Regions from separate parts of the Mus musculus genome. Here regions 2 and 3 are each linked to region 1. A link is a loop called in an ENCODE intact Hi-C map of the cell type or tissue named here. Cell type or tissue: gastrocnemius. All regions are shown on one strand.

Evidence for each region. Hi-C counts contacts between places; a loop is a spot of excess contacts. Peaks named below come from ENCODE experiments on the same cell type or tissue, not always from the same donor. Only the 100,000 strongest peaks of a DNase experiment are listed, where the experiment ranks them.
Region 2: it touches region 1 in a loop (3-fold over the local background); 14 of 42 quality-filtered maps call a loop at or near these places.
Region 3: it touches region 1 in a loop (6-fold over the local background); 41 of 42 quality-filtered maps call a loop at or near these places.

Annotation. Positions count from the first base shown.
Region 1 is chr19:7,064,164-7,072,163 of GRCm38, reverse strand. It overlaps Macrod1 (mono-ADP ribosylhydrolase 1), which reads right to left. Exons shown (of 11, transcript NM_134147.4): 2 at 6,598-6,699; 3 at 5,961-6,077. Among named protein-coding and RNA genes, the nearest start is that of Macrod1, 11 kb to the right of the region's middle. In gastrocnemius, CTCF peaks have their summits at 3,884 (motif pointing left) and 7,399 (motif pointing left); DNase peaks (open chromatin) are centred at 3,862, 4,184, 5,555, 7,397 and 3 more places; H3K4me3 peaks cover 832 bases; H3K27ac peaks cover 1,186 bases.
Region 2 is chr19:7,162,563-7,170,562 of GRCm38, reverse strand. All of the region lies in intron 3 of Macrod1 (mono-ADP ribosylhydrolase 1), which reads right to left. It also overlaps a transcript of Flrt1 not described here. Among named protein-coding and RNA genes, the nearest start is that of Otub1, 40 kb to the left of the region's middle. In gastrocnemius, a CTCF peak has its summit at 4,354; DNase peaks (open chromatin) are centred at 4,491, 4,809, 5,274 and 6,177; H3K4me3 peaks cover 2,134 bases; H3K27ac peaks cover 2,256 bases.
Region 3 is chr19:7,192,779-7,200,778 of GRCm38, reverse strand. Macrod1 (mono-ADP ribosylhydrolase 1) reads right to left here. Exons shown (of 11, transcript NM_134147.4): 5 at 4,249-4,365; 6 at 3,869-3,990; 7 at 3,744-3,774; 8 at 3,555-3,628; 9 at 3,166-3,247; 10 at 3,043-3,077; 11 at 2,717-2,866. The coding sequence ends at 3,073. It overlaps Otub1 (OTU domain, ubiquitin aldehyde binding 1), which reads left to right. Exons shown (of 7, transcript NM_134150.2): 4 at 718-836; 5 at 1,032-1,116; 6 at 1,213-1,407; 7 at 1,540-2,573. The coding sequence ends at 1,737. Among named protein-coding and RNA genes, the nearest start is that of Otub1, 9.5 kb to the left of the region's middle. In gastrocnemius, no CTCF peak of the experiment used is centred here; DNase peaks (open chromatin) are centred at 3,075, 4,340 and 4,596; H3K4me3 peaks cover 195 bases; H3K27ac peaks cover 1,423 bases.

The DNA of each region.
Region 1 (8,000 bases):
TTACAAGTGCTGTGCATGTAGGCACACTGAGTCTTGTGTTTCTTTCCTCGCCGCCAGAGGCTCACACACGGCCAGGAGACCCAAGAGAGACCCATGAATGTTAACCACTGTCCATATCTATGAACCCAAGAGACTCCTCTGAGGCCTAGAGAGGCAGGGTGGGGCTTGTGCTGGACCGGAGAGGGATCCCAGAGCCGGCGCTCAACAGCACTGGGTCACTTTTATTCACCAAAAGTCAACTAGAGCTCAGAACAGTGGGAGCTCCTCCCCCACTCCCTGTGTAGACAGCAGACAGGTGGGTCCTGACTCACAGTAGGATGTTAGCAGAAGATGTGGAGGCCGTAGGAACTTAACAGGGTTCCTCTGAGCCCTGCCCATCAGTGAGGCTCACCTCACTGGACTAAGCCCTAGAGGGAGCCTCAATAATTCAGGAGGGATCCATCATTTATGAATTTATATAACATGGCTCGACCTTGTGGAAATGAGCCACACTCTTCTGGAGGCATCAGGCCTTTCGTGCTTCTTTACTCGGGAGGGTGGCTGCTGGACCTCAGGCCTGCTGACTCACCTCCCCGCTCCATGTCGTTCCCACGCCAGGCTATCCCCAGCGAGGGTCACGCTGGCTGCATCCCTCTAAACCCCAGTGTCAAAGACAAGGGGTTTTGATTTGTTTGTCTGTTTTTGAAACAGGGTTTCACTATATAGTCCAGGCTGGCCTCGAACTCATGGACAGCAGCCTGCCTCTGCCTCCGCCTCCACCTCCAGAAGGAAGGGATGAAAGGCATGTGCCACCATGCTTGGCTTAAGGACTCTTACCTGGTTCTATGATCTCATGAGAGACCTAGTCTCTTGCTCAGGAAGCCTCAGCCAGTCAAGGCAACCCAGGGTTGCCAGTCAAGGCAACCCAGGGTGGGCAGTCCTTGAAGAACTGGGGGCTGGAACTCTAAACCCAGGACAACTAACCGGACGGCAGGAAGCTACCTCCAGTCCGTGTGAGGCCAGTAAATCCAAACGGTAGTTCCCCAGAGCAAACCCCTGCTCACTCTCCACTCAGCCCTCTGCTTCCAGCAGTCAGCAAAGACAGGGAATTAGAGCTTGTCACATCTGAGTGCTGGGCGAGAGGGCCATATACACAGACCTGGAGATGCACTACGACTTGTAAAAGGAATGGAACTCTGGAGGGGTGGGGGAGAGGACAGGCCTGGAGAAGAGGAAGGGGAAATTTGAGAGGGGTGGAGGAGGGGGAAAATGGGGAAGGAGGGGAGAAGAGAAGTGAGATGAGGAGAGGAGGAAAAAAGAGGAGGAGGAAGAAGGGGAAGGAGCTGGAGGACAGGGAGGAAGATGAGGAGAAAGGGGAGAGAGGGAGGAAGATAAAGGAAGAGAGAAGTTGAGCAGCCCAGGGCCAGGCCCTGCAGATTTAAGCTAAGTGGGCCGTGCAGAGGCTGCCACAGTGGTCTCCCTGGCTTTGCTCCGGCCAGCACTGTCCCAGTCCCGCCCCGGTCCTGCCCCGGCCCTGGCCCCTACCCATGCGGATGCCGAGCTTTTTTTTTTTTTTTTTTTTTTTTTTTTTTTTTTTTTTTTTGCTGTCGGCGGCCGGCAAGCCTCAGCAAACACATTTAAATCTGAAGTGACAGATAAAGCGATTTACGGCGACAGTTTAGCGTCAGATCACTTCCCACCAGGCAGTCGCTGTCCCTGCGGCCCCCTGCTTGCTAGTCCATCAAGGCGGTCTCTAAATCACCCGCTCCAGTCCAGCCGAGGCAGGGCTGGGGGACAGCCAGAGCAGGGCGGGGCACTCTGTGGCCGCTCAGACGCTCAGAGTCGGGGCCTGCTCTTTACACACCGGGATCCAGTACCCTTCAGGGCATCAAGAAGGGATGAAACAAGGGCTTGGGGTGGGGGCGAGGAGGGTGGGGGATAAGAGGCGGGTAGGCTCTCACAAATCAAAGCCGCAGGACTTAAGCTGAGTGCCACTCAAGCCTTATTTTAAATAAATAAGCAGCTTAAAAGTCTCCCTGCGAGGCCAGCTTGTCGCTGTGAGACATGGCTTCCCACCCATTCTTTAAGGCCAGGCCCCAGATCCCAGGCCCCTCAAAGGCCTCTGTGACCCTCTCGCCTCCCTGCCACCTCCTTGCAGAATTAATTGGTCCCTGCGGCTTCACGCATACTTTATTCAACCCTCCCTCCCGGCGCCGCCATGTCACATTATATTCTACTTAGCTGCTCTTGCTCTGACTTCCCCAGGACTAATTTACTGGGGCCCTCTGTGTGTCAGGGCTAAGCATGTGTCATCTTCACTCCCACACAGGCTGGGGCCCAGGATGATGGCAGTTTCCAGATGAGGACCTGAGGGATGGGAGGTGCTGGCTGGAGCCCCCAGATTCCACTCCAAAGGCCTCAGTGCCCTGACACACATGTGTAGACTCAGACTGCTCTGAAGAGAAGAAGGGCTGTGTCTCTGCACAAAGTGTGACATTCATGCATGCTCTGCCCTAAGATGACTCTGAGGCCAAAGCCAGGCCACTGGACCCCGGGACTGGCCAAGAATGAGGGTCTTTGTGTTCCCAACTGAGACTTGGCCATCTCGGGCACAGGGGCCCACAAACACCAGACATGATGTTAAGGATACATCCATCCCCTGAGGCAGAGCGAAGACTCAAGCCCTGTAAAGGTCACAACACCTCCCACCCCAAGTGGAGAAGCCCAGACACACACAGTCCCAGGGGTCAAAGGAAAAGCTAGAGACACAGACACTGCCCCAGCCTTTCCGATGCCTGGAGGACAGAATGGCCACAAGGGGCTCCCCAGCTTATCTTGCCAGCCAGCGTGGCAGTCGATTTCATTAAGATGGATGTGGCATACCCTTGTGGGCAGGAGCCATGGCCAGCACAGATGGCAAGAGCTTGGGGCTCTCTCTCGGGCACTGCCCTGATGGCCTTGGCCGTTAGCCCATGAGGCAGCCGTGGGGAAAGTTTAGTAAGTTTGGCTTGCCCCTGTGACCTTAAGCCCTGCCACTCACTAGCCAGGCATCCCTCCTTCTCTCTGCCCCAAGCATCCTACCTCTGCCACACGGCATGCATCCACATCACAGACACACATGCCTGCCATCACACTCCACCACCTCACACGCACCAGTCACATCACACATGCCATTAAAACAGAACTGAAATCAGTCCTGGGCTTCACAATGCTAGATGGCCAGTAGAAAGACAAGGGTGAATGTGAGGAGTAGCAGGGGAGGGCACTGGACCTCCCCTCTACACACACTCCCTGACTCCTATACCAAGGGACAGAGATGCCTACAACTCAGCCAGAGATCCTTCCCTTTAGCTTCCCACTTCTCAGCATAGGAATAAGATCCAAGTCTCCCCGTCCCCTCACAGGCCCCCTCGGAGGCCCAGGGGGACACAGACAGACAGACAGACACACACACACACACACACACACACACAGTGGAAGCCCTGGTGGAACTTCAAGCCCCAACCACTCCCAGCCCACCCTGTGCACCACAGGCTATCATATGCCCACAGGCCAATGCTACCCTTGGCTTCAAAAATAAAAATTTAAAAATTCCCACCCCGAGATAATTGCTCTCTCCTCTCGCCTATTGTGGTGGCTCTGCGGTCGGCAATGAGAAGCAATTATTCACGGCTAATGATTATAATCAAGTCAAATAGAATTTAATGGACACGCATTCTCTTCCTGCTTGAAACTTTACATATGAATTAAGCACATATGGGTTTCACGAGGCTCGGACGCAGATTTATGCAGCCCTGAAAAGCCCCACATTGCCTGCGACTTTTATTTCACTAATAAAGGCTGATTTATGGGCTCCTCGGAAACGCGATCTCTGCTGCCTCCTGGTGGGCGACTCTGACAGGGTGAAGCCAGGGCCCAAAAGATCGCAGGGGGTTGGGGAGAGAACCCAGGCCACTGAGGACTCCTCTGACTAAGACCAATACCCGCATCAAACACTAGGGACGCAGGCTCTGCGTGGAAAAACCAATGTCCAACATCTGCTTCAGCTACTGCTTGCCATTCACTTGCCTAACACCAAGAGGTGTTAGGTCCACTAAGGCAAGCGAGAGGAGGGATGGCTGGCCATCTACAGGAAGCAGCGAGTCCTTGGCACTCGGCATGATGCTAATGGTGTCACAGTGCAGGTGTCGAACCCTTGGCTCCCGTGCAGGCGGTAAGTGAGTGTCATTCCCACCTCGTGTCCCCAACAATCCGACAGATCACTCTCCCTCATCCCCATCGTGCAGAGACAGAAGCCTGGCAAGTGCACCTCCCCGGATGCCACGTCCTGGGGGAAGCATGGCCGAGAAGGCCGCCAGCCCAGGGCAGCCAGCTCAGCTAGTGCTGGAGTGCGCCTCAGTAACAGAGCTGACAGGCAGATCCATGGACCCACCCTGTACCAGTCTCCAGAGCCCTCTCCTGCCCCTCTGATACTTTGGTCCCTGCACCCACACTTGTTCACCAGCCAGGCTGCCCGCTTTTCCATTGTCCATTTTACAGCTCCACGGGGGAAGAACCAACTGGGTGCCTCGCACACCTTCGGCAGTGACCAGCAGAGTCAGGTGCCAGGGCAAGGCAGAGCCAAGAGACTTCCTGAGGACCTCTGGGGTGGGTAGCAACATTCTCCCCGAGGAGCTGGTGCAGCCTGTGCAAACCAGATAAGGCTGCCTTCAGTCAGATAGATTTGTCGAACTCCCCGCCACCTACCAACCCTGTCAGGTTCTCCAGGGAGACACACAGATGCAACAGCAGAAATGCAAAGGTAACCCAAGCTCTCTCTGGCACTGAATGCCAGCTGTCACTTGTGTGCCTGAGACAGGCGGGGGGGGGGGGGGGGAGTACAGTGAGCATCCTCTACAAACACCAGCCTAGAACCCTACCAGAAAATGCCACCCAGATCACAATCAGAAAGGACCAGGGAGCAGCCACCTCTGCTGGATGCCTGGTTACTTAAGGAGGCCAAGGAGGCGTGGACAGCATCAGCTGCATCCAGTTCTAGAGTCCTGGAAGAACCTCCTCCCTTGTCAAGACTCAAGGATGGCAGAGCAAGCCAGGCGGCAGAAGGTCTACAAGTACCTGCGGTGCCCTGGGCTGCACAGGGGAGGGGCTGGTATCATCATACCTTTTTCCTGTGAGTTGGAGCTCTGTGCTAGGAGTTCTGCCCTGATATTCACAGAATCATAGAAAACGATACCTCTACTGCCTACTGTAGTTCCTGGAGGTTGTATGAGGGAGGAAGGGAGGGAGGGAAGCCACCCGACCTTGTTCCAGGAAGTTCCAACACACGTACACGATTTACTATCCCCAGACACCAGTTCCTGATGACTCCAGAGCCCTTCCCAGAGCCTCTTGACCTCAGCCAGACACACACGGCCTTCTCCCCTCCCCCACAGAAGCAGCTGCCTCCTCTCTACTCATCACAATAAACCGCCAAGCCAGCAAGAAGAGACCACGTGCAGGAAGCGGAGCAGCTCGCGGCCCAGGCACTGGAGAGCTGCCAGGGGGCTGAGGGAACCTCTCCGTCCTCTCCCTTCCCTTGTGAGCTCCCTCACCTGGCCAGGTGTGGAGTGAGGCAGGACTGGTGGGGGTGGGAAGGCAGCCACAGTCCCCACCCCTGCCCTAGGTCGAGGAGAGTTGGCTCTGGCCTCTTCTCAGGCAGGGAAGTGTGGCTTCATTCCAGACAGCTTTCCCCCATCCCCGCTGCTAATGGGCCTCAGGGCTGCAAGGCAGCTTGGCAGAGGGAGGTGCCCCCAGAAGGCAGGTCAGGGCTTCAAAAGAAGAGGAGCCCAAGTGGCAGCCACGCTGGGCTCCGGTGGCGCCAGGAGGCCATCCACACTAGCAATTGGGAGCCTCTCTGGAGCCAGGTGGCGCCCACCCATTTTTGGCACACCAACCAGGCCTAAGGTGTCCCCCCAGGCCTCTGACTCAGGCCAGTCACTCACCAGCGTTGACAATGGCATCCACCTCCAGCTTGGTGATGTCCCCACGGTACAGGGAGATTTTCTCATTCAGTTGCTTGTCCTTCTTATACTTGGGGTCCTCCACCTTCACAGCCAGCCCTAGAACAGGTAGGGTCAGGGGGTCACACAGAAGGCCTTCACTGAAGAGTCACTGAAGAGCCAGACATCTTCCTGCCTCTGCCTCACAAGTGCTGGGACTCCCAAAATGCCCTCCATGCTTGGTTTCACACACTCCATTTTATAGGTATCACACAGAGTCTGAGGTGGGATAAGAGCCTGACTGAGGTCATGGGGCATCAGATCTGTGCTCTCAGGGCTCGGAAGTTCCCCAGCATGCCCCTCTAAGCAAGTGCGCCACAGCATCAAACCCCAGTCCCCAGTAACTGAGTTACCCAAGGTGGATGGCTTATGTGGCCTCGCTTGAGCTGGCTTCCTAATGCTGTCATGGGACTGCAAACCAAGGCCTCAGGCAGTGTTAGTAATTAAATGAGGAGACACGTGCAGAGGGCCTGGATGCAAGGAGCACTCAGTTGGTGCTCCTGGATGCTTCTGGAAGATCCTCCCAAGTCATTCTGCGAGGGGGGAGGGGCTTCCGTGCCCAGGGAATAGGGTATAATACCTTTTGCTGTCTCCTTCCACGTGGGGATCTTCTTCAGCTTAATGAAATCCTTGCAGAAGTAATGTTCCTCTCTCTGCTTGTCACTCAGGCCCTTCAGAAAGGCTGCAGGGGCAGGACAGGCACAGAGCAGTCAGACTCTTCCTCCGGAGGACTTGCTGCCGAGACCAAGGGTATAACCCGGTCCTACCAGCCATGCTTCCTGAATGGGGGGTGGGGGTGGGGTGCCAGGGCATGGCAGACTCCACAACATTTTGACCTCCTGTCTTTGTTCAAGAAGAGAAACTGAGGCCCAGGGAGACTGAGGGACTGACTCAGCCATTAAGAACCCAGTTGAGAATTCAACCTGGCCAATTCCTGGTACCTAAACATCTCTCTAGATCCCTCATTTACTTGTAGGGGGATAAGATGCCCCTTGGAGAACAATTGCAAACTGTAAACACACTAAACCAGGTGGGTTGGTGATGCTCTGTCCCTTCTCAGCCACAGTGTCACTAGCTGTGAGACAAGGATCCTCAAAGTCCGACTCTGGCAGGCCTGGTGTTTGGTGTCAGCGTCCTGCCTGCACTGGCCAGGGGCTCTATGCAGCTCGTAGACAAATATTCCCATTTTTATAGATGAGGCAGCAGGGACTTGGGAGGCAGCCTGAGGTCACTCAGATGGTGAGAAAGGACCCAGGCCCCCACATGCTCAGAGACTCTGAGTGTTCCAAGTTGGTCCCTCTGCCCTGTCAGACCTTCCCTCGCCACCATGATAGAGCATCTCAGCAACCGCTTAGTCCAGGCTCATGGCTCACAGGCTCCCCCTGCTGGCACGAGGCCATCCATACACTTAGGCTCAGCCCAATTATGGTCCCTCAAACACAGACTAACAGAATGGAGTGGCTGACCTCACCATCACTAGAGAGGGGACAACACACAGCAAAAGTCACATGAATGAACCCAAATGGCATCAGAACACAGGTAGGAGTTAAGTCTGGGAATGTAGACCAGCTGGTAGGATGCTTACACAAAGGCCTAGGTTCCTGCAGGTGAGACTCAGCTCAAACCTAAAAAGCATGACCTGACCCAAGCTGACCCTTATAATACACACACCCCATTTCCAAACCCTACCTCCTAACTACACCCGCATCCACTGACCTGGCGATTTACCTCAAACACCCTGGTGACTCCCTGCTTCAGGTCTTTGCATCTGCTCTGCCTGGAATGACAGTTTTCTTTCAAGTCCCCTTCTCATCACCCTTTCCATTTCCTTTTTTTTAAAGACTTACTTATTTATTTATTTTATGTATATGAGTACACTGCAGCTGTACAGATGGTTGTGAGCCTTCATGTGGTTATTGGGAATTGAATTTAAGACCTCTGCGCGCTCCAGTCAACCCTGCTCGCTCAGTCCCTGCTCACTGT
Region 2 (8,000 bases), 98 kb before region 1:
GCCTTGGGTTCCATCCCCAGCACCACACAAACAGCCATGGTGACACACCTACAATCCCGGTGGTCAGGGGCAGCAGGAGTTCAAGGCCAGCCCTAGTTTGATCTTAAAACAAAACTAAGGACCGTGGTCTAACTGTAACTCCGTGTAGGCCGCTGGCCTAGCACTCAGAAGGCCTTGGATCTCCTTCTCTGATACAAGAAAAACAATAAAGAAAATGTAATCTCTAAAGTGGTGTTTAAATATTATTTATTTTATGTATATGAGAACACTGTAGCTGGAGACACAGCAGAAGAGAACGCCGGAACTGTTTATAGATGGTTGCGAGCCACCATGTGGTTGCTGGGAATTGAACTCAGGACCCCTAGAAGAGCAGTCAGTGCTCTTAACCGCTGAGCCATCTCTCCAGCCCTCTGAAGTGGTATTTAGAGGTATCAGTCTCTGGGCTGCAATTAGGGTTAGAGGAGGTCATGGGACCTTTATGAGGGGATTAGTGCTCCCCACACCCTTTTTCTGAAGTTCAGGATGCACATGGTTGCCCAGTGCCCTATCGCTGAGCTACAGCCCAGCCCCACCATTAGTGGCCTTCTAAGAGGAGAGAAACAGCCAGGTGTGGTGAGGGAGGTGAATGGGGGGTGGGAGGGGTTCAAGGTCATCCCTGTCTACATAGCCAGTTTGAGGCCAGCATGGGCTACATGAGGCTCTGTCTCAAAAACAAAACAACACATACAAACAAAAAAGAGAAGGAAAAAAAAAAAACCAAACATATATTGGCTAGCTTGCCCTGTCTTACCACATGACACAATAGAATCACCATAAGCAATAAAACCTACACCAGATGTGTCATGACCAGGACCTTTCCCTAAACAACCCTTTTTCTTTATACACTACCCAGGCCATGGTACTCTCTTATAGCCCCGACAAGAAAGGAGAAAGACAAGGAGTCGGGGAGAGACTCGGTAGACAGGATGGCCAGGCTTTGGCCTATGGGTAAGTCATTTGGGTAGGGGGGGGGGCTTGTCTCAGGGGACAATGGGACTCAAATCAGACAGGCCAACTCAGTGGGTAGATCCTCAGCCAGCAGCTGTCCCTGGCTTGACCCTTCTTCAAAGCACCCTTGTCCCAGTCGCCATTTTCAGGAGTTGCGGGCCTTAGCATACTGGACTTAGCCCCATCTCTGGTTGCTCCTGGATCTCCCTCTCCAGGGCCTTATCCTGCTCTCTGAGACTGCCCTGAGACTCAGTCACCAGTAGCCCTCTACATTGCTGTCTGTGAGAAGCTTCAGCCCTCAGTATTCTGCCAACAGGAACTCTCAGGGGAGAATGGCTGAAGGGAGTGAGCACCGTAGAGGAGAGACCTGGACCAGAAGCATTGCTGGAAGGTGAGGGCTGGTGAGCCAGCGAGGAGTTCCTGAAGCAGTGTGCACAGCTATCTCACAGCCCACAGCTCACAAACCTGTGTAAATGTCCCCGAATGCCCTGGGCACCTCTGGGGTTCAGGGAGGCCAGGTAGCCAGTGGCCATGAGTCTCTGGAACCCCCAGAGAGGAGGTCCCTACTGGTGCTGGTTGAAGTGTGCAGTCGGGGAGCCTATCTTTCCTCATCTCAGAAAGAGCCTAAGACTGGCCCAGCCTTGCCTGACAACAATGTTGCCAAATCCAGTTATCTCAGCAACTTGTAGGATAGAAGACATCTTAGGATCTTTCCAGACTGTCACATTAGCCATAGGAAGTCTGTGGTGGCCTCATTAGCATAAGAAAGTGGAGGATGGGACAGTGCTGAGGGTCACTGGCCACCACAAATATAGGTGTCAAACTGAAGCTACATCCCCCTAAGAGGGTAAGTAGTGGCTGAGAGGCTGGGGAGAGGAGGCTGCGGGCAGGGCCAGGCTGACCTTGCTGCCCAGTGGGAGGGCCCACTCTGAGCTGCAGGACATTGTTCTGGTTGCTGCCTCCCTCCCAGTGGAGGAGCTGGGGCTTGGCAAACTCAAGGTTGAAGCCACAAAGTGTTCCTGGGTGACTAGCGCTGCCCTCAAAGCTGATTGCCTCCCAGGACCCAGCCCCCAGGACTAACTCTATCCTTCACCATTATCCTGTGTTCTCCTGTAGCCTGTAGCATACAGGGGTTCATCATGTATTTGTGGACTGAACAAACTATATTCACTGCTCTCAAGCTGGCTGTCTCACTGTCCTAGAGTTACAGTCTTTGGTTGATGCCCCACTTCTCTCAGAGTTCCTACATAGTCCATAGGTCCAAGATCCTGCACACCAGCCCGGCTGCCATTATCAGCCTCTTCCACCGCTTCCACACAGTCTTCCTGACTCTGATCCCCAACTCCAGCCAAGAGTTCTTGCTCGGTGGCACCTAGACATTCCCACTATGACATTCATCTCTGCAAAGGGCTCCTGCTGCACCTTCTCCTGCCCCCACACCCCAGGAGAACAGCCACTGTCCCCAGGATGCTCTCTGGTGTCTCAGATGGCTTGGCCCTAGTCTCTGGGGTCGAGTGGAGAATCCTGTTTCAGCTCTTGTCCAGGGGTGACTATGTGCCTTTCTGGAACCCCAGCTTTGCATCCACTGCAGCTTGGTTCACAGTAGTCTCCCTGGTGTCCCAGATGGTACCCAGCACGGTGGACCTCCCCCAGTGTCCCCTGAATCGTGCGCAGGAGCTCCTGCTAAGCCAGTTACAGTTCATCAGCTGGAAGGAACATCACATCACCACTAAAGCCACGATTGTGAAGGGGATATTTTGATATCTAAGTGCGATGTGTCAAGTCAAGCCCATGCATACTACCCACCTCAGTATGAGGCCAGATGCTTGCTTGGCACCAGCCTGGTGCCTGGCATGGGGTGGTAGGGAGGTAAGGGGGGGGGCTTGTTTTAGGAAAGGAGGAAGACACAGAATTTCTGAGGCACATGCTAAGAGACACGATGGAGGAACAGTGGAGATGGAGCCCTGGGGCCTCCGAGTCCATCTGGGGGTCTAGGCAGGCAGGACAGAAATCACAGTTCTGTGAAAATTATAGCCAGCTCTGTCCTGAACCGGCCTGGAAGGGAGCAGGGGAAGGGAAGCTGTTGACGCCACAGGGCGGTGGCATTGTGGGTGATTTTTCCCCCCTTTCCTTTATTGTTGATATAATGCTGTTTGGGCGATAAGTAAAAATTGGGAGGGAAAAAATAGCTGTTCAGTGAATTGAGCACAAACCCAGGGAGGGAAGGAAGGAAGGGAGCTGGGAGGTGAGGAGGAGGTGGGAGGGGCAAAGACTGCGGGGGGAGGGGCAGGGAAGGCAGCCTCAGAGGGGCAGCTTGCCCTCCCTCAGGGGTGACAGTGGGCATCCTGAGCGAAGGTGGCCTGGGAAGAAGTGCAGACTGGTCTGGACTTCTGGAAGGTCCTAGAGTTGGGATGCTGGGGTGGGAGCCGTTGGAGTGGGTCTGCCTGCAGGGAGGGTCTTAGATAGATTATGGAGGTCTAGGGATGGGCCTGGGAACTGTGGGGGAACTCACAGGTGGTCTAAGCAGTATTAGGGACTCACCCAGAGTAGACAGCACCCAAGGGGAAAACTAAGTCTGTAAGGGACCACCCAGCTCTGTCACAAGGTAACAAGGTCTGCACCCGGGGTTTGTGAGGCTGGGCAGAGAGATGTTAGTGTTCCCAAGGCTAAGTCTGGGTACTTTCCCTGCTAAATAACTGTCTAGTCCATCCATCCCCGCGTCCCCAGGGCGCATAGCACAACTTTCCCATTCCATAAACAACGTCTATCAGTCTTGCCTCCATCCACATACCCATTTGTGGGTCTCCTTAACCCTCCAGTAGTCCAGGGGCTAATGCTTCCATTTTATACTTAGGACACATAGGTTTAGGGAGGTTAGCTAAATTGTTCAAAGGGGAGGGGAAGGGGGGGCTGGCATCTGACCCAACCTGCCCTCCTACACATCTGGGTGGGGTCCTACTCAGAGAAAAGCAGAGTTCAGAGAGGTCCTGTGCAGGAGGGGCTGCAAGTGAGGGGGGTGGTGTTGCCTGAGCCGAGAAAGGGGCACCTGGCAAGGAGGGTTACCTGGGCACGCAGAGTAGGTGGGTTCTGTTTGTGAATGAATGTTCGCGTGGACGGATGAATGAATGAATGGATGGACAGATGAATGAGTGGGTGCTGAGAGGATCGATGTAGGGGGAGGAGACGCCCGAGCCAGAAACCCCTTCTCTTGCCATCCTCCTTCTAGCCCTGGAGACTGGTGTTGGGAGCCTCCCTCCCCCTAGTCCCTAGGGGGGGACCAGCTCCCCAACTCGTCCTCCCCCACCCCCATCCCAGACATTTTGGCCGAGGCTAGGAGGAGGGGAACGCACGGACGCCGTTTCTCCCGGGCTGGGCCAGAGTCCCCGCGCGGCGGCGCAGCCTCCCGCTCCGGGTCCCGCCGGCCAGTGCGCAGCGCGGCGCCCCCGCCCCCGCCGCCTCCTCCCCGCCCGCCGCCTCCCTCTCCGCTCCCGCCCTCCCCGCTCCGCGCTGCACGCACAGCCCCGCCGCCGCCGCCGCCGCGAGGGGAGAGGCGGCCGCACAGCCTGCTTCCCCGCGCCCTGAACGCCGCCGCCGCCACCGCCGCTGCCCTCGCCCCGCTGAGCGCACCAGCCCGGGCACACGCACCCCGCCGCCGGGCGCCACCCCGCGCACTCCTCCCGCCGCTCCGCTGGGCAGATGCGCCGCCGCGCGCCCCGCGCCCCGGGCCCGCCACAGAGCTCCGTCGCGCGCCGGGGGCTCCTCTCCCCGGCCCCCCTGGGTGCCCTCCGGCTGGGGCTCCCGCCCGCTCCTTGGAATAACCCCTGAGGCTCCAGCCGCCGCCGCAAAGTTTCCCGAGGAGACCCGCCTCCCCGGCCGCTACGCAGGTAAGGCAAGCTGCGCGGGCCGGGGGTCGGGACGGGGCGCTGGGGCGTGCGGGGCGGGGGCCGTGCTGCACGCATCGGGCCGGATCGCGCCGCCGGAGTCGGTCCGGTGTGGTGGGGGACGTACAGCTTTTGGGATTCGGGGTGTAGGGGGATTGAAAGTCAAGAGCTCAAAGCGGGCGATGCTGGCCGGGCCGCCGGGAGGCGCGGGGTTCGCGGCCCGCGGCCCCTTTCCCTGGAGCGGAGGCTGGAAAGGGCGGGGGCTCGCTTGCAGCCCCAAGCCAAGCATTGGCTGCGCCCGGGGGGGGGTGGCAGCCGGGCCCGCGGGGGGCGCCGGGCAGAGCAGGTCGGTCCCAGCTCCTGCCCCGCACTCGGGAAAAGGAGGGTGAGGGGCGAGCCCGGCGAGGGCAGCGGGCCGGCCCGGCGCCGCGCTCCCGTCCCCACTAGCCGCGTGAGTCACGGTTAGAGCGAGGTTTTATTTTTAAAACGACTTCAAGGGGGGCATAGGCAGCCTCCAACTTCCCTCCCTGCGCGCGCTGTGGACTGGCAGCCTGGTGCCGGCGGGGGCTGAGACTGTGCACCTGGCGGCTGCAAAGGTGGAACGGAGGGACTAGCGAGCTGGGGGCACAGCACAGAATCCCCCACCCCCCAGCTCCCTAGACAAGGAGGCAATAGACCGCGAGCACGCCCCTCCTCGTGGGGATCCGAGGCCCAGGGGCGGAAAGCTGGGGAGCGTTGTTGCCCAGCTGCAGGGAGCCGTGGTTGATCAGAGCTCTCTGAGGAGGACAAAGTTGTGAAGCAGCGACATCAGGGAGCTGCTCCAGGCTTCCTGGGGCCCCCGGGAGGGCTTCCAGGCTCTCCCGGGCATATGGTTAAGAGAGAACACAGCTCAGCTGGGGTGTGCCAGGCCCTGGAGGCCCAAGTGAGAGGTCTGATGTGAATAAATAAAGCCAAGGCAAGGGAACAGAGGTGAGGGGTGACAAGGTCCAGCCTTGCTTCACCTCCGTTCTTGCATCCTTTGGGGGATGGAGACCAGCCCCACCCTTTTTCAACCCTAGGTAGCTTAGGAGTTGGGGGGGGGAGGCTGTCTGGGTGGGAGAGTGGGTGTAGGCAAAGGAGGACCTAAGACCTCTGACTCTCTTGGCAGAGGGATGTGGGTTGGGGCTCCCCTCCCTGCAAGCACGGGGGAAGGCGGCTGCACACAGGGGCTCCAGGCTCAGGTTTCTGGAGTTGAAAGCCAACTGCGTGTCTTCCTGCCAGCCCCAGGAGGAGAGGCACAAACATCACCTGTCAGCTGGTGCCTGCCGTGGGCGATTGCTCAGGGCTTCCTCCGAAGGTTTAAAATGGAAATGGCCCAGGCTGCCAGGGCCAGTGCCTGGGAAGAGATGCTGCCTGGGGGTGGGGGGGTGGTTGGATATGAGGGTCCCTGGGAGGTCTGAGGGTAGGGAGAGCTGAGGTCGACTGGGCTACAGGCCAGGTGGGAAGTGGGAAGTGAGACAGTCTTGCTTTTTGAGTGTATGGAGGGGGGATGTCGGGGGGGGGGGGGAGTGGAGAAACTAGGTATACACATCCCACCTTGGTTCTCAGAAAGATTATAGGCAAAACCTCCCCTGAAGAGTGGAAGCCAGACAGGCCAGGCTCAGAAGCCCACAGGCAGAGATGATGGCCAGCCTGACTTGGCTTAGTCCATGCAGCTAGTCTGATGGGGGTCCATCCATCAGACTCTACCTTGCTAGTCCTCCCTCTGTGTGCCTCAGTGTTTCTGTCCTGTTATAGCTGGCCTGCTATAACTACTCCCTGGACCTTAGTTGGAGAACAGGGACTGCTGTGTAAATGCATGTGCACTTGCTACAGGTCTTTAATGGCTCTGCTCTTTGGCTCAGGGGTCTGTAAGGGCAGAGGCTCTCTGTAGAGATAGTGGCAGGTTAAGGGGTCAGATTCCTCCATGCAACTAGCGGCATGTGGGCCTTTAGCAACTGTGTCTCTCTCAGAGTCCTGTGGAAACCCCTGGGAGATCCACTCAGGCTGTTTAAGAGGAGGTCGTAGAGGCCGGAGGGCCATCTCTGTATCATTTCACCTGCTGGCAGGCTGCACAGGCAAGGTTTTAGGGTTTTAGCCTGGAGACTCAGCTCTGTAAGTCTCCACTGAAACCTAGTGGCCTAGCCTCTGCTACCTGCCCCAGGTCTGTAGCCTCCCTTCTGGGAACCCGCCTGCCTGTCAAGGATCTTAAACCCATGACTTATGGGGAGGGGTGAGTTTCAAGCCTGAAAATGAGAGAGCAGGGCAGGACAGTCTGCCAAAAGACTGGGAAAAAGGTGTTGGTGTAGAGTTGGCTGGAGAGGGACCGGAGGCCCCGGTGGACCAGACTCCTCAGGTGTCTCAGAGATAGAGAGGCAGACCTTGAGATGGCTGCTGCTGTGGCTGCTGTAAAAAAAAAAGCAGATGCTTGGCAGGGCGTGGTGGTGCATGCCTTTGATCGCAAAACTCGGGAGGTAGAGACTCATGAATCAATGAGATGGAGGCCAGCCTGGTCTACAAAGAGAATTTTGGGACATCCAGGGCTACATGGAGAAGCCCCCCCCCCCCAAAAAAAAAGAAAGAAAGAAAGAAAGAAAGAAAGAAAAGAAAAGAAAAAAGAAAAAGGTAGCCACTCTGCTTTGGTGCAGGGGGCCCTGACACCTCCATCAGGCCTGCAAAGTGGCCTCGTCGTGGAGGCGGAGCTTGGGGGGGGGGTTGGTAGGGGACTGCGCCAGGAGGTATTCTACCGAGCTGGCTCATCTTAGGATCTGGAAATGACATTAAACATCTTGTCAGCCCGGTGGTGGTGGTGGTGGCGGCGCTCGCCTTTAATCCCAGCACTTGGGAGGCAGAGGCAGGCGGATTTTGTAGCCTGGTCTACAAAGTGAGTTCCAAGACAGCCAGGGCTATACAGAGAAACCCTGTCTGGGGGGGGGGGGATCTTGTCATCCAGTGGGTCATATTTTGGGGACCTAGGTGGTTCCTGGGAAGGACTCCTTTGCCTGGCCAGCTGGCCTTCAGCAAGCCTGACCTTTGTGGGCCTGGGCTCCCTCACCTGGGAAGTGGGGCAGCCACCATGAGGTGAACCCTGGAAGTCTCCAGCAGAGTCCATGC
Region 3 (8,000 bases), 130 kb before region 1:
ACCTGGATCTTATATGACTCTGGAGTCAAAACTGATAGGAAGGTGTCCTTGAATCTGAGGGACAGGAGCTGGTAGTGAATATTGGGGCAGCATAGTGGCAGATGAAATGTCAGGGCCATATTTTCAGTGTAAAAGGACTCTCTTTACTGACAGTTGTCTGAGGATAGTCATCTGAGGAAGGAGCAGGCACAAGGGGTGACCAGGGCCAGGGTTGTCCAGATGGGTAAGACCTGCTTAAGCAGTACTAGGAGTCTGTGTCATGGGACTGCTTCATCTCGAGGAAGCAGGAAGGGCTGAAGGAGGTGGTCCCTGTTGTGGGCAGCATGGTTAGAAGGTGAAAGTGTATTGGAGAGCCAGTTTAGCCCCAGACTGTAGGGAGAGCTTCTCTGTGGCTAGAGCCCTACTGGGCAGGGCAGCTGGTAGTATGGCCTGTCCTGTTCCCGTTTGTCTTGCTTGCATTAAAGACCTTAAAAAGCTGTATTAGTCAAGGACAGATTTAGTCACCTGTTTTTAAACAAAGCTCTAGCCAGTGGTACCCACATGGCTTAGCGGCTGGCGACCGTACAACCATTGACACATAAGTGCATAGCTTCCAAGAGTGCCAGTGGGTTACTTGGTGTCCCCATTCAGAAGCCAGGAGGTGGGAGCTCAGTTGCCACCTGCTGTTCTAGCCATTTCTTGGGCTGGTGAATGTTAAGCTGAGCTGCATCTCTGCAGGACCTCCACAAAAAGTACTCATACATACGGAAGACCCGGCCTGATGGCAACTGCTTCTACCGAGCGTTTGGCTTCTCCCACCTGGAGGCACTGCTAGATGACAGCAAGGAACTGCAGCGGTGAGGACGACAGGCACTGGGGCTCTGGACCTCTCATGAGGAAGTCAGGGCCTTAGGCTACCCATCATTTGGGTTGCTTGGGGACTTCTTTTTGAGCTTGGTGGGTGTCCTTGTCTAGGCAGGACTGGGCTGGCTAGGGCCTTGCTCTGCTAGCCGAGGAGCCCATATTGGCTTCCCATTCCTTCCCACCTGCAGGTTCAAAGCCGTGTCTGCCAAGAGTAAAGAGGACCTGGTATCCCAGGGCTTCACTGAATTCACAATTGAAGACTTCCACAACACGGTGAGTGAGCCCACCAGTTTCAGGCTGGGTTAATGTATGGTAAGGGTGGCCTGTTGCCATCTTCCTCATCTTACCTTTTGTCCCTGGGTGGGGCAGTTCATGGACCTTATCGAGCAGGTGGAGAAGCAGACCTCAGTAGCTGACCTGCTGGCCTCCTTCAATGACCAGAGCACCTCAGACTACCTTGTGGTCTACCTGCGACTGCTCACCTCAGGCTACCTACAGCGGGAGAGCAAGTTCTTCGAGCACTTCATCGAGGGTGGCCGGACTGTTAAGGAGTTCTGCCAGCAGGTGCCACCTCCTCTCTCACTCTGCTTTGGGGCCCTCCTTTTCTCTTTTGTGTCAGGGTGGGGCATGCCAGGGTGAGCTGTGGGACCTGGGGGAGGGATCCTGGGACAGGCCTGACCTGCCCCTGTGCCACAGGAGGTGGAACCCATGTGCAAGGAGAGCGACCACATCCACATCATAGCCCTGGCCCAGGCCCTCAGTGTGTCCATCCAAGTGGAGTACATGGACCGCGGCGAGGGCGGCACCACCAACCCACACGTCTTCCCCGAGGGCTCCGAGCCCAAGGTCTACCTTCTCTACCGACCTGGACACTACGATATCCTCTACAAATAGGACCGGCTGGCCTGTTGTGCCCCGCCTGCCTCCCCTGCCAGGCGCTAGACATGTACAGAGGGTTTTCTTTCTTTCTCTTCTTTTTCTTTTTTTTTTTTTTTTTTTTTTGTGTGTGGTTGTAAATGGTCATATTTCACTCCTCCCTTCTCCTGTCATAGAACCTTCCATGTTTTATTAAAGGGGATGCTGGTGGTGAGCCCGAGTGTGCGCTTCCCTGCTCTGCCGCCCTTCCCTACCTGCCCGCTGGCTGCCTTGTGTCTGGCTGTCCCTTTCCCGAGGATGGGTCCCCAGCTTTCCAACCATCTACCCCAAGCATTCCTGCCAAGAGAAGTTGGAAGGGACCAGGCCTCTGTGGGCCCCTTCTGGTTCCTTGGAGTTCTGCTCCCATAGGCCTGCCCTTTCTTCCTTAGCCTCCCAAGGGTTTCTGTGGGAACTTGACCAGAGGTCTCAAGCCACCCATACAAAGCACTTACAGACTTGCTGTTCTGGCCAGGGCCCCAGATACAACTCTCTGCCAACCTTCAAGGGCCTGCATGATTGAGGAGTACTGGGGTGAGAGATTCATGGGAGGAGGCTGGCCTAGAGTGGGTGGAGCAGCTAGGCATCCTCTGGGCCCTGGAGGAGCTGACCTGGTGTGAGAGAGACACTCTAGTAGAGCTTGCCTGTCCCCTGTTCCCCAGAGCCCCTGCCTGTGCCTGCTCTGCACCCCCTTTGCTTGGGCCATATCTGCATTACCTGCCTTCTCCTCCCCACCCCCAGCACATGTGGGGTCTCAGCCCAGGCTGTGAGCTCCTTGGGGGCAGGCCCTCAATAAATGTGAAGTGCTGCTGCCGCTGCCTCTGCTGTCTGGCCCATGCATCTACCCTCCTGGCTCACCCAGGGCTGTTGTAGCCTCTTGAAGCAAGATGTCCAAGACACCACCCCTACCAGGGGCTACCTTGGGGGGTGGGGGGAGGAGAACCCAGCCAGACCCAGACAGTGAGGGCTGAGCCAGACAGCTTTATTAGGAGGCTTCTGAAAGGCAGGGCTGAAGGAAAGGACAGAACCCTGTGATGGCCAGGCTGGAACAAGCTGTAGGCTTCTGAGACCTCTCAAAGCTGGGAACGAATTCCTACAGGCCCGGGTGGGTCTGAGGGCAGAGCAGATAGGTTAAAGGGAATTGAGGACTTCTGAAAGCCCCAGGGTCCCCCCCCTGCCTTCACCACCCCACTGCATGGAGGTAAGCGATAGCAGATTGAGCGGGTGTTAGAGGTCCAGGTTAGTAGTGTAGCGCGGCCACACAGTACTGGGCCAGGCCCTGCTTACCAGTCCTGTTCAGGGTGGGATGTGGGAACCTCAGGCTGGAAGGCAGAGGACAGTGAGAGATGCCCCGGGGCATTGGGGGAGGGGTAGGCTGGCCTGGGGTGGCCAGGAGAAAAGGGCACATACCTACTGGGAAATAATGGGGAAGGCGCTCCCGGTAAATGCCCTCGTCCTTCTCCAGGAACACACAGATGATGAGCCGATCCACCTGTGCCAGGGAGACTTGCTCAGCTTGGGCTAGGCCTCCACTGGCCTCTCAGTGCTGGTACTGTGTGCTCCCCCAAATGCACCTGCCCTTGCGGGGTCTCTACCATGGGTACCACAGGAGATTGGAGAATTCACTGTGCCATTTATAGAAGGGGTTCAGACTGCACACTCACCCCTTCCCATCTCTGTCTCACAACAAATACGCCTGGCCTAGGGAGTGGGCTGGGGGAGGGCAGGTACTGACCCGCCACAGCTCAGCGCTAGGCACCCAGGCTTCAGCCTCACTGCCAACCTCTGTCAGGTCTCACCTTGTCCTTGTGCTGCTCCAGCCATTCCCGCAGCGAAGCCAGCACTACTTCTGCAGCCTCCTCATTGGGGTAGCCTGAGGGCAGGGTCTGGTGAGTCCACATCTGGCCCCGCCCCACCCCACCCACCTCCTCGATGAAAGGCGGGGGAGGAGCCACTGCCCACACCAGGCCTGGCTTTTCCAGACTCACCAAACACGCCTGTGGAGATGCACGGGAAAGCCTAGGGAAGAGAGGGCAAGATGACATGGGGACTTGGTTACTTGGTGCCTTCCCTGATGACCCTGACCCTGACCCTGCCGCCAGTTGACTCTTACCACTGAGCGCAGCCGGTGCTCCAGCAGCAGGTCCAGGCTGCTCAAGTAGCAGCTGCGGAGCTCGGCCGCCTGGCTGGCAGTGGGTTGGCCCACGGCGATGGGCCCCACCGTGTGGATGACATCTAGGATAGGGTGACAGTTTCAATCATTCTCTCATGCTGTCTCGCTAGAAGGACCTCACCCTTGCAGCACACACTGTGACCGCCCACCCACGTCACTGCTAGGTAGTGAAAGACCTTGACATTGCCCTCTCACTCTCCTCTCTGCTGTAACTCCAGCCATTTGCCAACTGCTATCTTGAGTGTCAGAGGGGCCAGGCCCTTACACTTAACGTTAAGACACCCCCTTGTGACTGTGGGCAGTTCCCCTCGAACACTCACACTTGGCTGGCAGCCGATAGCCGCAAGTGATCTTGGCTTTGCCGGTCTCGCAGTTCTGTAGGGTGCGGCATTCGTCCGTGAGCAGGGATCCCGCGGCCCGATGAATGCAGCCGTCCACTGCAGGGGACCGGGAGAAATGAGCTGTCGGGTTCCCTGCATCCCTGAAGAATCAGGCATGCATGACAACCCAATCCCAAGAGACTCCAAGGCTATGCACTGGCCCACTTGGCATCACAAAGTTCTCTCCAAGGCTGCTCTTGTCGCCCCTTGTTTCACATTTAGGGAAACTGAGGCTGCAAGGAGTTGCAGTGAACCCTGGAGCGAAGAGACACGGGGCGACCGGCAGGGGGCGCGCCTGGCCCACCCACTTGCTTCTCTGTCCGGTCCGAGCCGTCCGGAGGTCACTCAGATCTAAGAATCTGGTGGGATCCCAAAGCCCACCTTTTGATTAGGCCGCTTCAAAATCCAAGCCTCAATTAATCCCGTCTGAGGAGCCGAGGCCACCTAGTTCCAAATGACAGGTCCAATCCTGCGCCTGAGCCTAGGGTTTCCAACTCCTTCCCATGGGACCAGGCCTCTCAGGTGTCTATCAAACCCTGCTGGGGCAACTAGCAGACTCGTCAGCATTAGCCATCCTGCTTAACTAAGGTCAGGCTTGTTTATCCAAGGGAGGCTCTTGGGATTCTCTGTGACCCTGGGGATCCAGACCCAGATAAACAACTCCTAACGCTGCTATATTCCAGAGCCAGCAGAAGCCCAGAGGCAACTCTGCTGCTCACCCAAGAACCATGTAGCTTTGCCCAAACAGGTTGAGGCAAGTACTGGTTTGCCCCTGTCTGCTCTACCAGGATCTCAACTGCAAAATGTGGACAGTGCCCCCTGAGATGGCAGGGCTGATGGAGCCCAGGCCTATCCTTGAGAAAGTCTACTGCCTGGCATCTGGATGCACTGGCATAAAGCAAGCAAAACAAACAAATAAACAAACAAAAAATTCTGACTCCATTTTACAGACTCCTAACCCTTTCTTTCCTGCATCCTGCCCAGGATGGGGCGCCACCAACTGGACACCCCTCTCTTCTGTTTCCTGTTTCCAATTACACCTAATTTTCAACTTTCCTCAGAGCTGGCACTGGGGTGGTTTCCCAGAGTTGGAGAACCCTGGGAATGGCTCAGGGCAGGGTATTTCAGGCCCCCTGCTCTCCTCGGCAGGATTCTGCAGAGTGGGTGCTGAGTCCTGAGCCTGGGTGAAGCCTGGAGTTCCCAGGACTCGCAGTGTATCTGTTCTGGGTGGGATGTCCCAGAGGACCCAGCACTGGACAGAACAGCAGTGGCAGGGAAGGTGAGCAGCCTGAGTGACCCAGGGCTCATCACTACTTCTCTGGGTCTAACAGAGGCCCACCTCATAGGATGTTAGAAAAAATAAATGTTGCAGGGTAGGGTAGTGCCAGGGACAGAACCCAGGGCACACATCCCACCGATGAGCTATATACCTCAGTGCTAAGTAAATTGACCTTTTTTCTTTTTTCTCATATTTGTTGTGTTTTGGTTTTTATTTGAGCCATATGATCTTGTGTAGCTTGGGCTAGCCTCAATTTAAACTTAAACCCCTAACCTTCCGGCCTCCACTCTGAGCTAGGGGAGTTCACCACTATACCAGGCTCTGGTTCTTTTTATTCTATCTTCTTTCTTCCTTTTCTTTCTTTCTTCCTCTTTCTTTCTTTCTTTCTTTCTTTCTTTCTTTCTTTCTTTCTTTCTTTCTTTCTTTCTTTCTTTTTTTTTTGTTTTTTGTTTTTTTTGTTTTGTTTTGTTTTGTTTTGTTTTTGTTTTTTCAAGACAGGGTTTCTCTGTATCCCTGGCTGTCCTGGAACTCACTTTGTAGACCAGACTGGCCTTGAACTCAGAAATCCGCCTGCCTCTGCCTCCCGAGTGCTGGGATTAAGTGCTGGGCGTGCACTACCATGCCCGGCTTCTTATTTATTTTATTTCTTAGATTTGTCCATGTTACCTTATGTGTGTGACTGTGTTGCCTACGTGCATGTATGTTCACTGTGTCTAGGATCCTCCTGAAACTGGGATTACAGAGAGTTGGGAGCCACCATGTGGTGTCTAGGAATTGTGTCTGGGTTCTCTTCAAGAGCAACAAGTGTCCTTGGCCCCTGAAGTCAGACTCTAATTCTTGTTAGCTGAGCAGTATTGGGCTTGATCAGGTACAAAGTGATTTAGCCCCTATCATAACAGACAGTGTATGGCATGGCGAGTCTGTGGTGAGGTGAGGGAGTCGTGTAAGGTGAGCACTGGGATTTGAGGAGGTGACATTCCTGGAACCTACCGGCCCTGGCTATCAGTCTCAGCCCCTTGGCACTCCACTACCTGCTATTCCAGTGTGAAGTGTCCTGCAGGAGACCTTGGCTGGCTACAGGGTCGTGTGGAAATACAGACCCTGCTCAAAGGAACAAGTCTGCAGTTAGTCCTTTGAGGCTAGCCTGGGGAAGTGAGGGCACAGAGGACTGGCACAGGAGTCCTCTACCAACTTTTAGAATAGGACTTGGACCTCCTGACTGTGACCAAAACCAAAGATGAGGCCCTGGCCAACACATTTGTGTTACCCTTCCCCAAACAGGTCTCAGATGCCTGGCCCCACTTCCTCACCCAACCCTCCCACCCTCCTCTGGATGTCCACTGTCAAGACCTGTCTCCCTACCACCCGTGATGTCCATCCCATAGTAGCTGGCTTCTCACCAGGGAAGAATGCAGTGACTTTAATCCCAACAGTTGGGAGGCAGAGGTCAGTTAGACTAAATGGTAAAGTCCTTTCTCACCAAACACCAAGGCCTGCAGCTCAGTCTAAGCCTGGTCAACACCCTCCTGTCTACTTGGTCCGATATGAGCATCCTTCCATTGTGGTGGAGCTGGTCAGCCTCCATCCCTTCCCGTTGGACCTCCTTGCAGTAAACACCTTGGGGTGCTGAGCCAGACCCATAGATTGTCTTGTTGGAGCCTCACACCCCACTCAGGAGGTGCTGCCAACCCCTTCTTTATAGAAGATGCTGAGGCATGGCTAGTAAAACTTGGCATAGATCACACACTAAACATCGAAGGCTCAGAGACTCTACTGGGACCATGATGTGGCTGCTTTTGCCACCCCCACCCCCAGTGTGCCAGTGCTTATCTGCCTCTGGCAACTGATTCTGTCATATTTTGTCTCCCTGCCCTCCCTCTTTACCCCTGCAGCCTGGTATCTATTCTCTCTCTGAACCAATACATCCCCCAGAAGAGTATCTGGCCTGGGGCCCCTCATCTCTCTGGTCTGTGCGGCTCATCCATAGGGCTGTATACTACTGCCACCCACCAAGCTGCTCTCAGACACTAGCTGTCTCCTCCCTGGCCACTCTGGGCTCTTCTGTCCCAGGCCTCTCCTCTACTGCTGCCCTCCCTAATCCCTACATCTCACTGAACCCCAGCCCCTTGCCTTCCTGTCTAGTCAGTCCCCCAAAGCCTGGGAGATGCTAAGGGACAACCTACTGGTAACTGTGGGCAGACCTGACAGTCAGTTTGGGACTCAGAAGACTCCTCCCTCCCTGTCCCAGCACAGCTCTCCCAGCAAGCAGGGGGAATGGGGCTGGTAGGAGCTATCTCATGGCAGGGGGAAAGGGCTGGACCCTGACCCTCTGCAGACCAGCCAAGGCAAACTCCGGTGGGGACTACTCCAGTAAGGCACTGAGGACTGTTGGCTTCTATTTAGGGTGCTGTAA